Linked DNA regions of Homo sapiens: region 2 is linked to region 1. A link is a contact called in ENCODE Hi-C or POLR2A ChIA-PET data. All regions are on one chromosome and are shown on one strand. The core of a region is the stretch at or near the end of the contact, and the rest is flanking DNA. Distances in the headings are between cores, read along the strand shown.

Region 1 (7,318 bases), core at 4,471-6,970:
TGGAATTGTATCTCATTGGATAGCTATACTGCAGTTTATCCATTCTCCTGCTGATGGTTGCTATCGTGTGAATATTATAGTAGGTGTATGTTTGTATCTATGCATTTCTTTATGGCTTGTGTATGTGCTTTGTGTAGGGGAGGCATATTCAGGCATGCTCTTGCATGGTTATTAAATAGGTTCATCTTCATACTAAATGTTGTCAAATTGCTCTCCAAGGTGGTCATTCACATTTATAATCTCACTAACAACATATAAGGGTTCCTGCTGTTCTGTGTGCCCATTAACACTGGTATTATCCAACTTTTTAATTTTACCAATCCAGAGAAATGAAATATCATCTCATTCTTGCTCTAATTTGCATTTCCCTGACTACCAGTAAAATGTGTATCATTTTATTTATTTATTTATTTATGGCCATTTTAGCTGTCTCCTGTGAATATTCTGTTTGTATCCTTTGCCTGTTTTTCTGTTGGATTGTTTTTTTCTTACTGATTTAGGAAAATTCTTTATAAATTCTGGATATTAATGTTTTATCAGTTATCTTTTTATCTTTTAAATTTATTTTGTTGGGGAGGGGGGTCTCGCTCCGTTGCCCGGGCTGGAGTGCAGTGGCTTCATCTTAGCTCACTATAGCCTCCGCCTCCTGGGTTCAAGAGATTCTCATGCCTCAGCCTCCTGAATAGCTGGGATTACTGGTGCACACCACCACGCCCAGCTAATTTTTTTGCATTTTTTTAGTAGAGACGGGGTTCCACCATGTTGGCCAGGTTAGTCTCAAACTCTAGGCCTCAAGTGATCCACCTGCTTCAGCCTCTCAAAATGCTGGGATTACAGATGTGAGCCACCAGGCCCAGCTGGTTTAATTGAATTCTAATAAAAACTCCAACTAGATCTTTTTTTTTTTTTTGAAGCAGAGTCTCACTGTATCTCCCACACTGGAGTTCAGTGGCACGAATGCTGCTCACTGAAGCCTAAACCTCCTAGGCTCAAGTGATCCTCCTGCCTGAGCCTTCCCAGTAGCTGGGACCTCAGGAATGTACCACCACGCCTTGCAAATTTTTAAATTTTTCTGTAGAGACAGGGTCTTGCCATGTTGCCCAGGCTTGTCTAGAACTGGGCTCAAGCAATTCTTTTGCCTCAGCCTACCAAAGTGCTGGGATTACAGGCATTAGCCACCGCACCCAGCCTCCAGTTGGATTTTTTAAAGGGAACTTTATACTGTTACTCCCAAGAACATCTCAAAAAAAAAAAAAAAAAAAAAAAAAAAAGCAGGAGCGATATCTAAACAACTATGAAAAAGAAGAGCAATGTTGGAAGACTTGTCCCTTCAGACATTAAATATTAAAATCTGTTATAAAATACCAATAATTAAAATTCAGCCATGCTGGCCCCAGAGAGATGGCCAGATGGTGGAATAGAATACATGGCCCTTTACCATAAATGGAAAGCAAATACATGATCAAGGAATTGTCACAAATCCGTTTTCAATTTCTTCAACAAAGTTTGGGTAATTGCCTAAATAATTGGGGGGTGGGAGGGTAGATGAAACTTTAACTCACTGTTTACTATATTAAATTGCAGGTGAATCAAAGATCCTTGAAACCATAAAGTATTAGAAGAAAATACCAATGAACAATAGCTGATCACTGGGTGGAGAATGACTTTCTAAGCATAAAAACCAAGAAATTACAAAGGAAAAATTGATTTGAATTACCTAAACACATGTATTTTTTCTGTGACACATACACAGTGATTAAATTTTTTTTTTTTTTTTTGAGGTGGAGTTTTTGCTCTGTCGCTCAGGCTGGAGTGCAATGGTGCAATCTCAGCTGACTGCAACCTTCGCCTCCTGGCTTCAAGCATTTCTGCCTCAGCCTCCCAAGTAGCTGGGAATACAGGTGCCTGCTACCATGCCCAGCTAATGTTTGTATTTTTATTAGAGACAAGCTTTCACTGTGTTGGCCAGGCTGGTCTCAAACTCTTGGCCTCTGGTGATCCACCCACCTTGGCCTCCCAAAGTGCTAAGATTACAGGCGTGAGCCACCATGCCCAGCCCACAGTGGCTATGATTCTCTTGTACATTTGTACATTTTTGGAGGGCAGTTTGACAGTAAATTAAGGCGTGCACTCAATTTTTCAAATTTTACTTCTAGGAATTTATCCTAAGGAAATCATCAGACTAGTCAGATTTATAAATGAGAATATTAGTCATGCTGTTTATAATATTCAATAATTAAAAATCTAAGTTTTTATCAACAGATATACTATTAAATAAATTATAGTCCATTCAGCCATAAAATATAATGTTGATCAGTGGTTCCTAACTTTGGAGATCATTGAACCCTATAAGAACCTGAAGAAACTCCAAAATTGAAGGTCTTGGTATCTGGTTAGTATATATTGCTATCGGAAGATGTCCATACTATGGACAAAAAGCTGTTGTATGTATAATAATTTTTAAAAATTGTCATGTTGTCCAGGCGCAGTGGCTCACGCCTGTAATCCCAGCACTTTGGGAGACTGAGGCAGGCAGATCACCCGAGGTTAGGAATTCTAGATCAGCCTGGACAACATGGCGGAACCCCATCTCTACTAAGAATACAAAAATTAGCTGGGCATAGTGGTGCATGCCTGTAATCCCAGCTAGTCAGGAGGCTGAGACACGAGAATTGCTTGAACCTGGGAAGCAGCGGCTGCAGTGAGCCGAGATCCTGCCACTGTACTGCAGCCTGGGTGAGAGACAAGACTCTATCTCAAAAATAAGATAAATAAAATAAAATAAATAAAATAGTCATCCATAGAAAAAAGCCTGATTAATATATACCAGTACATTAATGATGATTATCTCTAAGTAGTCATCATTATCTTTTTAGTTTTTCTGTATTTTTGCAATGAGTGTGTATTATTTTTATAATAAGAAAAATTACATTTTTAAAAATAAAGGAGAATTTAGAAAACAACAGAAAAGTAATAGAAGGAAATAAGCTAGGGAAACTATTAGCCACCTCTGTGACATACAAATAATGGTTTTTACATGTAAAGGTATTTCCTAACTCCCAGTAGGAAAAAAAAAAAGGGGGCAACCTGTATAAATAGATAGTTCATCAAAGAAATGACACCAGTAGCCAATTAAAAGATAACGAAAACACCCAATTTCACTAGTAATCAAGTTAGTGAAAAATAAAATTTTTTTTTTTACCCCATCAAGTCAGTAGAGGTTTTAAAAATGTGCGGTGCTCACTGTTGATGAAAGTGTACGAAGATGGACATGCTAATACATTAGTTATTGGAAAGCAATTTGGCAATAATATCAGGAGCCTTAAATTAAGTTTTTTCTTTTTGCTATCGTACTTTGGTTTGTAGTCCAATCTAAGAAAATCACCAAAAATTGGCATCCTCTTAAAAACTTTCCATTTTAATAGCATTCTTGAGGTATAATTGACATGCAGTAAACTGCACATAATGTGTACAATTAATGAGAATCAAGATAGGAAACATATCTGCCACCCGCTGCCCCCACCCCCAGAGTTTTCCTTTGTAATCACGCCCTCCTGCCCCTTCCCTCACCCTCCCATCCTCAAGCAACCTCTGGTCTACGGTCTGTCACTAAGGATTAGTTTGCGGATTTTTAGAATTTTATATAAATATGGAATATAATGGAATATAAATGTGGAGAAAAGGACATTCAGGATGTACTTTTTTTTTTTGAGATTTATCCATGTTGTTGTGTGTCTCGTTCCTTTTTAGTGTTCACTCCTTGGTTTTCCTTTTTTTTTTTTTTCTTTTTTGGTTATCTAGACCTGCAGATGTTCACTCCCTTTTAGTGCTAAATAACATCCCATTGTACATCATCTGTTCACTTGTTGATGGACATTTACCAACATATCCTTTTAGGAAAAATTTGAGACCCCTAAATCTGCAGAAATAGAAGGGTTAAATTATGCTGTTGCTGCATAATGACAAAGGGCCATTAAAAATGATATTTTAGAACACTTAACAATACAGTTTTACTTATAATGTGTTTTATTGGGGGAAAACAGGATATAAAACTTTTTATTTAAAAGATATATATACCATACACATCAAAAAAAGAGACAGGAAAAAGTAGATTGGTTAGATTACTAAATGTTTTTATTTTCCTTATCATGTTTATCACTAGCAAGAATAAATAAATGCCATTTAAAAGAAAATAACTAAACTAAACATGCAGTTACCATACAACACAACAATTGACTTTTGAGCATTTTTCTTTGGGAAATGAAAACTTAGGTTAACAGAAAAACTTGTACACACATGTTCATAGCAGCTTTATTTGTAGTAGCCCCAAACTGGAATCAACTCAGATGTCCTTCAACAGATGGATGGTGAAACTATGGTATATCCATACTGTGGGCTATTTCTCAACAATAAAAAGAAGAAAATTATTGATACAGGTAACAACTTGGATGAATCTCCAGAGAGTGCTGAATGCAAAGGCCCATTCCAAAAGGTTATATGCTGTGCAATTTATATAACATTTGTATAGCATTCTTTTTTTTTTTTTTTTTTTTTTTTTTTTTGAGACAGAGTCTCGCTCTGTCACCCAGGCAGGAGTGCAGTGGTGCCATCTTGGCTCACTGCAACCTCTGCCTCCCGGATTCAAGTGATTCTCCTGCCTTGGCCTCCTGAGTAGCTGGGATTACAGGCGCACACCAGCACATCTGGCTAATTTTTGTATTTTTAGTAGAGGCGGGGTTCCGCCATGTTGGCCAGGCTGGTCTCAAACTCCTGACCTCAGGTGATCTACCTGCCTTGGCCTCCCAGAGTGTTGGGATTACAGGCATGAGCCACTGTGCCTGGCCTATAGTGCATTCTTGAAAAAAAAAAAAAAAATTGGCCAGGTGCAGTGGCTCACGCCTGTAATCCCAGCACTTTGGGAGGCCGAGGCAGGCGGATCACCTGAGATCAGGAGTTTGAGACCAGCCTGGCCAACATAGTGGAACCACGCCTCTACTAAAAATACAGAAATTAGCCAGATGTGGTGGTGTGCGCCTGTAATCCCACCTAGTTGGGAGGCTGAGGCAGGAGAATCACTTGAACCCCAGGGGGCGGAGGTTGCCGTGAGCCAAGATCGTGCCACTGCACTCCAGCCTGAGTGACAAGAGTGAAACTTCATCTTAAAAAAGAAAAAGAAAAAAAATGTTTTTAGAAATTCAGGTCAGATTAGTGGCTATCAGGAGCTAAGGACCGTGGAAAGAGGAGGGAGGTAAAAGGATCCTTGCAATGTTGGAGTTGTTGAGTATCTTAACATTGGAGGTGAATATATGAAAACCTACACAGGTGATAAAATTGTGTAGAACACACACATACAGTAAAACAAGAAATCTGAAGATCAGTGGATTGTATAGAAGTCAGCATCCTGGCTGTGGTATTATACTATAGTTTTTATAGAATGTTACCACTGCAGGAAACTGGGCAAAGGCCTAAGAGGGATCTCTATTATTTCTTACAATGGCACCTGAGTATAAGCAGTCATCTCAATACCAATGTCAATTTGAAAAGAAAAGCTCTGAAGGCAGGGGCCTCTGCTGAGCTGGAACCTGGTTCTGTGCTGGAGCTGTGGCTGGGTGTGGTTTGCTGAGAAGCCCCCGGGGCTGTTGCCCACCTTGCTTCTGCCCCTTGTTCCTGCAGCACGTGCAGCACATCCGCATCGATGGCTCCACCTCATCAGCTGAGCGGGAGGACCTGTGCCAGCAGTTCCAACTGTCGGAGAGGCATGCTGTGGCCGTGCTGTCCATCACCGCTGCCAATATGGGCCTCACCTTCTCCTCGGCTGACCTGGTGGTGTTTGCTGAGCTGTTTTGGAACCCAGGGGTAAGAGACGCAGAAGACTCAGATACTCCCCAGGCATGCTCATGGCTGTGGGCAGGAAGCAGTGAGTGTCGGTCGGGGAAAGTGTGGTTTCCCTTTTATCCATTCATTATACTTCCCACAAGTCAGTTTTCACTTCCTTTAAGCACTTCTATGTTGATTGACTAGTCTCTTTTTTTCTTTTTTTGAGACAGAGTCTCTTATCACCCAGGCTGGAGTGCAGTGGCATGATCTTGGCTCACTGCAACCTCCGCCTCCTGGGTTCAAGCGATTCCCCTGCCTCAGCCTCCCGAGTAGCTAGGATTACAGGTGTGAGCCACCACGCCAGGCGATTGGCTGTTTTCTAGATTTTCACAGCAACCTGTAGGATTATCGACTCCATTTTATCAACGGGAAGGTTGAAGTCTTCCAGGGCTAGAAGGAATCTTGACTTCATGTCTCATAGGAGGAAGTTAGGGCACCGAGAGCTCAAGGGGTGAGGCAGGACTGCACTGCCATAACTGAAGAGGGCACTTGGTGGCACCAGGTTGCAGCCCAGGCCTCACGTTCCAGCCTGTGCCCCCTTTAGTAGCCATCATTGTGAGCTGCTTTAACAATGGACCTCACACAGAGTGACAGCAGTGAGGGTTTCCTGGACACCACCACTGGCCTCACCTGACCAACTGAGGACAGAGATAAGACATTTGTTTGAACTCTTAAATTTTTCTGGTAATCTCCAGAAAAGTTATATCCCCTTTAATATTTATATAATATTTAATAATATTGTGGTTTTTATTGGCTACACATAAGAGACTACATTAATAATGGGTAGACCTTGAGGGTGTAGCCATTTTATACAAGAAATAATGCTCATGATGTTAGGTGGTTTTTTTTTTCTTTTGCTTTTTTGAGACAGGGTCTTGCTCTGTCACCCAGGCTGGACTGCAGGGACTTACTGGCTCACTGCAGCCTTGATTTCCCGAGCTCAGGTGATCCTCCCACCTCAGCCTCCTGAGTAGCAGGGGACTACAGGTGCACGCCTCCATGCCTAATTTTTGTATTTTTTGTAGAGATGGGGTTTCACCATGTTGCTCAAGCTGTTCTGGAACTCCTGGGCTCAAGCAATCTGCCTGCCTCAGCCTCCCAAAGTGCTGGGATTACAGGCGTGAGCCACCACATCCAGCCCTTAAGTATTTATTATAAGGCTTACCACTATATTAAACCACCACCCTATGCCCAAATCATGGATAGCCTCTCCCTTGTGTGTGATGTTTTTATTTATTTAGAAGATAACTTTTTATTTCATACAGTGAAGAAATGGAAGTGTGCAGGCCTCCATCACCAGCCCCTCCCCATGCAGCCTGATGGCAGAGCCTGTGCCTCTTCATTTGCAGCACCTAGCTCAGTGCCCAGCACTGAACAGCCACCTGCAGATCTTCTGCTTCAGATTCCAGTTCCCCAGCCAGGGCTGTTTTGGGTTCTCTCT
Region 2 (7,318 bases), core at 1,952-4,451, 690 kb after region 1:
GTAGTCTCAGCTACTCCTGAGGCTGAGGCAGGAGAATCTCTTGAACCCGGGAGGCAGAGGTCGCAGTGAGCCAAGATCATGCCACTGCACTTCAGCCTGGGCAACAGAGAGAGTCTTTGTCTCAAAAAAAAAAAAAAAAAAAAAAGAAGGAGGAAAAAAAAGAAAGTTGCTAATAGCTCAGTGCCTCTCCACTGGGAGGATATTTGAAGGCTGCTATCTTGATCTGATGCATACTGCAACTGTCTGTCATGCCTTTCCAAACTGGAATTGCATTTGCTTCCCCCTTTGTTGCAGGGAGGCGAATGGCAAAACCCAAAATAAGGAATCATGACAAACAGTATGTACACTTGCCTCTCAGTTTTTTTGGATAGACTTCTTATGCTTCATTTATTCTGGAGAAAAATATTATTAGTACAAGAGCTGGGAAGCGGAACTGGGTTGAGGAAGCTATAATAAAGGTCAATTGGAAGAGAAAATAAGGAAGTGGGGGTAAGGAAGCCATCAAAGTGCATCAGTCGCTAATAGATGATTCCGTACTTCCTTTCTTAGGAAAGATTGGGGCATGTGGAAAACTGCTTGTCCATTTGTGCACTGCAGAAAGGGAGGGGGAGGAGACCCAGACTCCCTAAAAGGGGAAAAAACATCAGGGGAGAAGTGAAGCAGGTGTTTCCTGCTGCCTGTGCCTCAGAGGAAAGCTTGAAGTCCTGGGAGGGGGTTTTCCACAGCGGCACAAATCAGGGGAAGCCATATTTTTCCAGCAGCCTAATTCAGAGGTCAGACACGTCAGCCATCACCTCTCATGTTCATCTCTCTTTCTCTTGCTCTCTCTCTCTCTCTCTCTCTCTCTCTCTTTCTCTCTGTCTCTTTTCTCTCTCTTTCTCTCTCTCCCCTCCTAGGCTCAAAGATCTGAAAAACTAGTAAAAAGTTTATACAGAGGTAGCGTATAGACAATTTCTTTCAGTTTCTCTCTACCCTCCTTTTTCAGGTTATCTGCTTTTTTTGTTTACTTGTCCATGTCAATCAATCTTTATTTTATTTTTCTCTTTGTACTTAATGGGAGTGTTCATATTAATGCCTAGCATGTGCCTTTCTTCATTTAAAATAAAAAGGAAAACAAAAGATAAAGTGAAATATCCAGCAGTATATTATCTTGAACTTGCACAATGTGACACTAAAAGGTACTGGGCCATTTAGCTCTGCTCCTCTACAGAATTAGTTATAAAACCAAGACATTTATGGAAAGCAATTTTTAATGATACATTGATATGTTAGCTATGTCTTTTAAAATTACTCTCTCTCTGTCACCCCTTCTCCTTTTTCTCTCCCTCTAACAGTAAAGTATCTAGGAAAATAACAGTAAAATTGGTGTGTGTATGTGTGTGCTCACATGCACATCATGTGAAAACATTTGAAAACAACTCAATGATTTAAAAATATATACTTGTCTATTTTAGATTAAGTCAGAGTAAAAAGAGAAAAAAGGGAAGCAGGAGGATGAAGGGAATGAGGAAAAGAGAAAACGAGAGGTAGAAAAGAGAGAGGAGAAAGGAAGGAGATGAGTTGGGGCACTCAAATACAAAGAGAAATCGCCATATATCATCCAGATGTTTTGTCTACAGCAGACCAAACATCAGGCTTTCGGGAAACATTTGGAAGACACAATGCTCCTTTCACTACACAGACAACTGTTGACAGTCCTATCGCCTCCTTCCCTGCGTGTATGTGTCTATCCCTTTCAAGCCTTTTTGTGGTCAAATTATAAAGGCCTGTTTAGTGGGTGGGGTGACGTCACACTGACCACAAAAGCTTATATTTCCTGCTACTAAATACACAGCCCCTGCTGACGAAGTGATCATTACAGAGAGAGCTTGTTCTGCCGAGGTCACCCCAAAGTGGGGATGAAGGCACTGGGGCGGGGGCTCGGTTGAGAGAGCAGAGCCATTATTCCCAAGTGTGTCTGCCTGCCTGCTGATCCTCATCTTGCTAGAACCAAAAGATGAAAATAGAAGTCTCTTTGTGCTTCCTCCAGGCCTTTGTCTCTAAGGATGCTGGGGCACACTGGGACACAACATGGTGGGAAAAAGGAAAAGACAAAAATTCAGGTCTTTGATTCCAGTTTCCTCATTTATAAGCTCAGTGATTTTACCTCTCCGGGTTGAATCCTGAAAATCTCCGTTTTACTAAAGAGAAAAGAACCTCATCCAGGGATCACACGGGAGCATGTATTTTAAAGTGACTGGTTTTAGTTTTGAGGGCAGCTGCTATCTTATAGTGATTTCTTTAGTGTTCCCACTTTCCTTGTGCTGATTACAAACGGTGGTTCTCTCTTCTGAGAGGAGAGAGTAAAGGGTAGGTTTTGTTTTTACGCATTTCTTTCTATTTTATTTATTTATTTTTGCAGAGGTCATGGGTGAACAATTTTTTTAATGAAGGAAAATAAATGAATTAACGTGGTGACTTGTCCAGTTAAGCCAAAGAAGCCACACCAAGTGTTAGAGGACCACAGAGGAACCAGAGAGGATCTGGGTAAGATCTCACAGGAAGAGTAGCATCTGGGTTGGGTGTAGTGCATAGGAGTTTGGCAGGCAGAGGGTTATGATCATAATTACCATCCCCAGGAACCCCTAAGTATCCCCTGGCATTAAACCAGAGTGGTCTGAGGCCTTATGTTGTAAGTCCTTGGCACTCCAAACCTCAGATGAAACAAAAATTGATGGATGTGCTTTTTGAATAGTTCACTCAATCAGGTTAATTTTGACGTTTAAAGAAGCAGAAAACCACTGCTCAGCCAAGATCCTGCAGAACTTTCCTATTCTCCATCCTAAGCCCTTGGTGAAGTAGAACTCAAATTCCCTACATTTTTCTTTCTTTTATTTTTCCCCCCTCTTGTGAGGGATGATTACAAGTAAGGCCTCAAACCCAAAAAGGACTTGGAAACAAGTCCACGTGGTATTCAGTGAAGGAAATCTTTTGCTTTTATCCATGTAATTTAGGTGGTCTGGACAGCCAGTCTGGATACTCTAACTGCTGGCAAGATTCTGAAGGCCAAGGTTGTGTAGGTTGGTTCTCTATATAAACCGAAGAATTGAAAAACTGCCCCGTTCCTTTGGGCCATGTGTGTCCACCAGGCACTTATTGTGTGTGCACTTTCTGCCAGGCCACTGGCTAACTTTAAGGGCCTCCAGTGGGCCTAACGCCATGTGCAGTTCACCTGATCTGAGGCTGTGGCGGGCTGGTGTGGCTCAGTTATTCCCCACAAGCTGCCATCCCCTGGCTTAGACATAAAGCCTTAGCTCCATTAATCATCCTTTTCCTGGAGCATACTAGATGAGCTCCTGGCTGGGAGTAGAACTATCATGTTCATTTCCTAATTTTAAAAAGTGTGTGTTTGCTAACAGCTGGAAGGCAGGCTAGAAAGGCAGCTTCAAAGTCCCACTGTGGGGAAAATAATGCTAAGAAGATCCTGGGGCACTTTCTCTTGAACTCACCTCCCCTGTAGCACTGGGGACTGTCCTAGAAGATGAAGTCTGTGCTGGGGGTAGTGAGGGAGGGCCCAAGGCTTGCAAAGAGGATGGACACTGTCAATTTGGGCTGGGCTTAGCCATTAAAAGTAGATCTCTGAAAACAGAACTGGGGGAGTGAAGATGGAAGTTATGCTGTTAAGCTAATGAAAGAGTCAAGAAATAGAGAATATGGAGAAATCAGTGGCCAGAGCCCAGAAAAATAACAATTATGTGAAAAAAAAATGTCATTTAAAAGGTAGAAGCCAAGGAACTTGATGAAAACCAAGTCAAATAGCCAAGATATCTTTAACAGACTCAACATAGCTGACACTGAGAAGAACCTAAAAACTGAGGCAATGTTATAAATAGATCAATTCCAGAAAAAGCAAGACTCCTGGGGAGAAGGGTTGGGATGGAATCAGAACCAAAAGGTGAGAGCTCTCATTGTTCCACGAGGGAAGGACAGAGTCTCAGAGCAATGGCTGGGTCAAACGTGACAAGGATAATGGAAGTAAAATGATCAAAGTTAGAAAGGTTCTGACATAGTACAATAACAGAGGCCATGCAATGTAAACATATATCAAAACATCACATTTCAAGCTGGGTGCAGTGGTGCACTCCTGTATTCCCAATTACTCAGGAGGCTGAAGCAGGAGGATTGCTTGAGCCCAGAAATGAAAGTTCAGCCTGGGCAACATAGTGAGATCCCATCGAGAGAGAGAGAGAGAATCACTTTATACCTCATGAATATATAATATATATTTTATTTTTAAAAAGAAAATTTAAAAACAAATGCAGGTCATGGATCCAGAACTCAGAATGTAGGTAAATTAATAAGAAACTAGAAAGAAAAGACCATCTTTCTTAATGATTTCAACTGGCTCTGTAGGAAACCACCCAGGTGTTCATTGTCTCCAAAGAGCTAAACCTTGCCTCAGAAAAATGACCTTCTCCTATCTTTCCTGCTGCAGCAAGAACCTCTGGTTTAACCAATTAGGTAAGTCATTTATATGACACTCAATCTGAATTATTCTGTCTGTCTGTCTGTCTATCAATTTCTCTATCTGTCTATCATCTTTAGGGAAAAAGTATATCCCATGCACAGTTATGATAACAAAGGAGTCATCTTCTATACAATATTAAACATAACTATTGAAAAGTTAAAAACTCAAGCCTTCAGTTTAGGGTTTGATTTTCATGATCCAAAGCAGCATTCTTGACTGATTGTTTTTCCTTGTGTTGATTCATATTTGTCTGAGTGAATTTGATTGGCTGTTTTGGAATTGCGTAAGATACTTCTTCATTGACCCAAATAATCTGTTTGTTGATTTTATTCAGACTAACATATAACTTAATTGACTAAATTTTTGCCTTTCTCAAATGGTGTGGTGATTACATAGACTCAATCTGTATTTTTGAGAAGTTTTTAAGTATGCTTTCATTAGCCTGAGACTAGTGTTCCTGAAACCTTGTAAAGTACGGAGCACTTCAGGAGCAGAGAGAATGAATACCTTGGGTGATGCCCAGTGTAAATCTCATGGTCTGGAGGGAATCTTGTGGCCAATATGAGCCTCGTCAGATGTCAGGCTTTCCAAAAGTAGAAGTGGAAGGCTCCTGTTTTTCTAACTCCTGCTGTTCCCCTGACTATCACTATGTTGTCCATATTGTTTTCAGAACTCACAGCTTAAAGAACCACCTTGCTTTTCTTAGAACTTTGGGGGTGGACCTTACTCCTTTTTACTTTTTTTTTTTTTCAAATTGCATGTGGATTCTACTGTATTTAGCATAACTCAAGCTTAGCATTTGAACATGTTTCATAGCCAATAGCTTTGCACATCCTCCATGATTGCATACTGTGTTTCAGACACAGATGTAGGACATGCAACTGATGTGGCCATCACTAATGTCAATACTGACCCTTGCTCTGTGCTTTGGGCCCTAAGTAGAGCTAGGTCCATGTAGTAGTCTAGTGCCCTCTTGTGGCTTTCAAACTAAGAGTCTTGAGCTATTTTGTAGAATTAGAGCTATTTGTAGAATCACGAGTTTGAGAAGACCACTGTGAAGTTACGTCCTGCCTTCTCTCCCTTAGTAACACTACCCACCTCCTGCAAAGCACAGTCAGTGATGGGAGACATGTTCTACTCTGAGCTAAGAAAAACACTTTGGAATGTGGAGATCAGGGTACTGGAGTTTAATAGAGACCTTTAGAACTTACTATACTGTGGATACATAGCATATGACAAATAAATGTTAATTGAAATTCCTTTGCCAAATTGGCGATACCTCCCAGTTTTTCCATTCACTCTTAAACTTATTCATTCAACAATTTCTCCAATGACATGATTTCAAATAATTTGATATGTTTAATTTGAAGGCAAGAGAATTATAAGGAATATATCAAGTGATCTCAAAAGTTTGAAGATCTGTAATGTGACCAAATCAAGTATCCTACATGGCTCCAGAGAGACACACATTAAGGTTGTAGATATTGGTTAGATATAAGGAAGAACTTTTTAGTGACTGCAATTGTAGAACCCTGAAACATGTCTAGGAATAAACTTCTCATTGCACTGAAACAGTTTAGCAGGGATGTATTAATTTTTGAAATAGACATTTTAAAGAGAAGTTTCTCCCATGGACTAATTGATCTTTGATAAAAATCTTAGATTTTTAGAATCTAAGATTTTGATTTTTATTAAAAATCTAAGATTTTAATAAAGATGTTTTAGATTTTTAGTCTACAAATGTATTTAAGAAAAAGCACAGCTTCCTTTGACTAGTCAATTAAGTCCCACAGCTAAGCAGTCGTAAGGAGCAGAAAAAAATAACTGTTGGGTACTAGGCATAGTACCTGGGTGACAAAATAATCTGTACAACAAATCCCTATGACATGAGTTTACCTATATAACAAACCTGCACATGTACCCCCAAATCTAAAAGTTTAAAAAAGTCTTCTCTAATGTTTAATATGAAACTTTCCCATATGAACATTGCAAGTTCATAACTACCATCTCCATTTCTAGGAAATCAAATTGTGTGTGTGTGTGTGTGTGTGTGTGTGTGTGTGTGTGTGTGTGTATACAGGTGTATGTTTACCCAAACCCATTTTTATAACCTATCTGGTTTTGATTTTCTAGATTGTAATAGGACTTTTGACATTTTCTTCAAAACCTGACATTTTGTCACTTAACTGCTTTTCATTTTCAGCAAGCCTTTCACATTGATGTCTAATTGTGTATAATGGCCAATTACACACTGGAAAAATATGCATATTTGCTTGATTCTGGTTATATGACATATGATGAGTATGTTCATACATATTTATTAAAGCAGTTATTCATTCATAGCACAGCAAAAAAAAAAGAGTCAAAGACTGAATTTCAGGAGGTTATTAATGAAACATAAGAACTTAGTTTTGTCACCCCAAGTTGCAGGGACAATGAAAGCCACTGTCTCTTAGTTCACATCAGCCTAAGCTGCAGGACAGAGGAGATGACTTATGCTTCTGTCCAGGATAATTTCTTGCTCTTTTAAAGAGGTAGAATGATGTTACAGGTATGGGTTGATTGGATTTCAATTGCTGCTATTGTTTTGGTTATTTTTCATATTTAGTCAATACAATCTTCTCTATGCTTTTTGAAAAATCTGTACCGTAAACCTTAGAGGGGAAACAGTGAATCCACCATGTCTTGCAGAGGTCCAAAACCAAGTTAAAACCAGAAGCCATTGGGTCTTCAGCCTTTGGACCTGAAGGTGGAAGGTGGGTGAGATAACTGCCTCCCCCATGTTCTCCCTTTCTTCCAGTGGCTTCATCA

What was found. Hi-C counts contacts between places; a loop is a spot of excess contacts on that map. ChIA-PET counts read pairs that join two places held with the same protein, here RNA polymerase II (POLR2A).
Region 2: a loop to region 1 is called in a map of lower leg skin, with 12 times the contacts of the local background. The contact joins two enhancer-like sites. A Hi-C loop is called at or near these places in 1 of 168 maps with a recorded cell type or tissue (lower leg skin). POLR2A ChIA-PET finds 5 or more read pairs at or near these places in 1 of 52 experiments (AG04449).

The regions. Positions count from the first base shown.
Region 1 is chr2:216,469,596-216,476,913 of GRCh38, forward strand. It overlaps SMARCAL1 (SNF2 related chromatin remodeling annealing helicase 1), which reads left to right. Exons shown (of 18, transcript NM_014140.4): 15 at 5,674-5,856. Among named protein-coding and RNA genes, the nearest start is that of RPL37A-DT, 25 kb to the right of the region's middle. RefSeq lists enhancers at 5,238-5,738, 5,656-5,825. Within about 2 kb of position 5,721, at least 2 of the 41 ENCODE cell types and tissues checked have a DNase peak (open chromatin) inside an H3K27ac peak, as active enhancers do.
Region 2 is chr2:217,160,955-217,168,272 of GRCh38, forward strand. No RefSeq gene overlaps it. Among named protein-coding and RNA genes, the nearest start is that of DIRC3-AS1, 120 kb to the right of the region's middle. RefSeq lists an enhancer at 492-786. Within about 2 kb of position 3,202, at least 3 of the 41 ENCODE cell types and tissues checked have a DNase peak (open chromatin) inside an H3K27ac peak, as active enhancers do.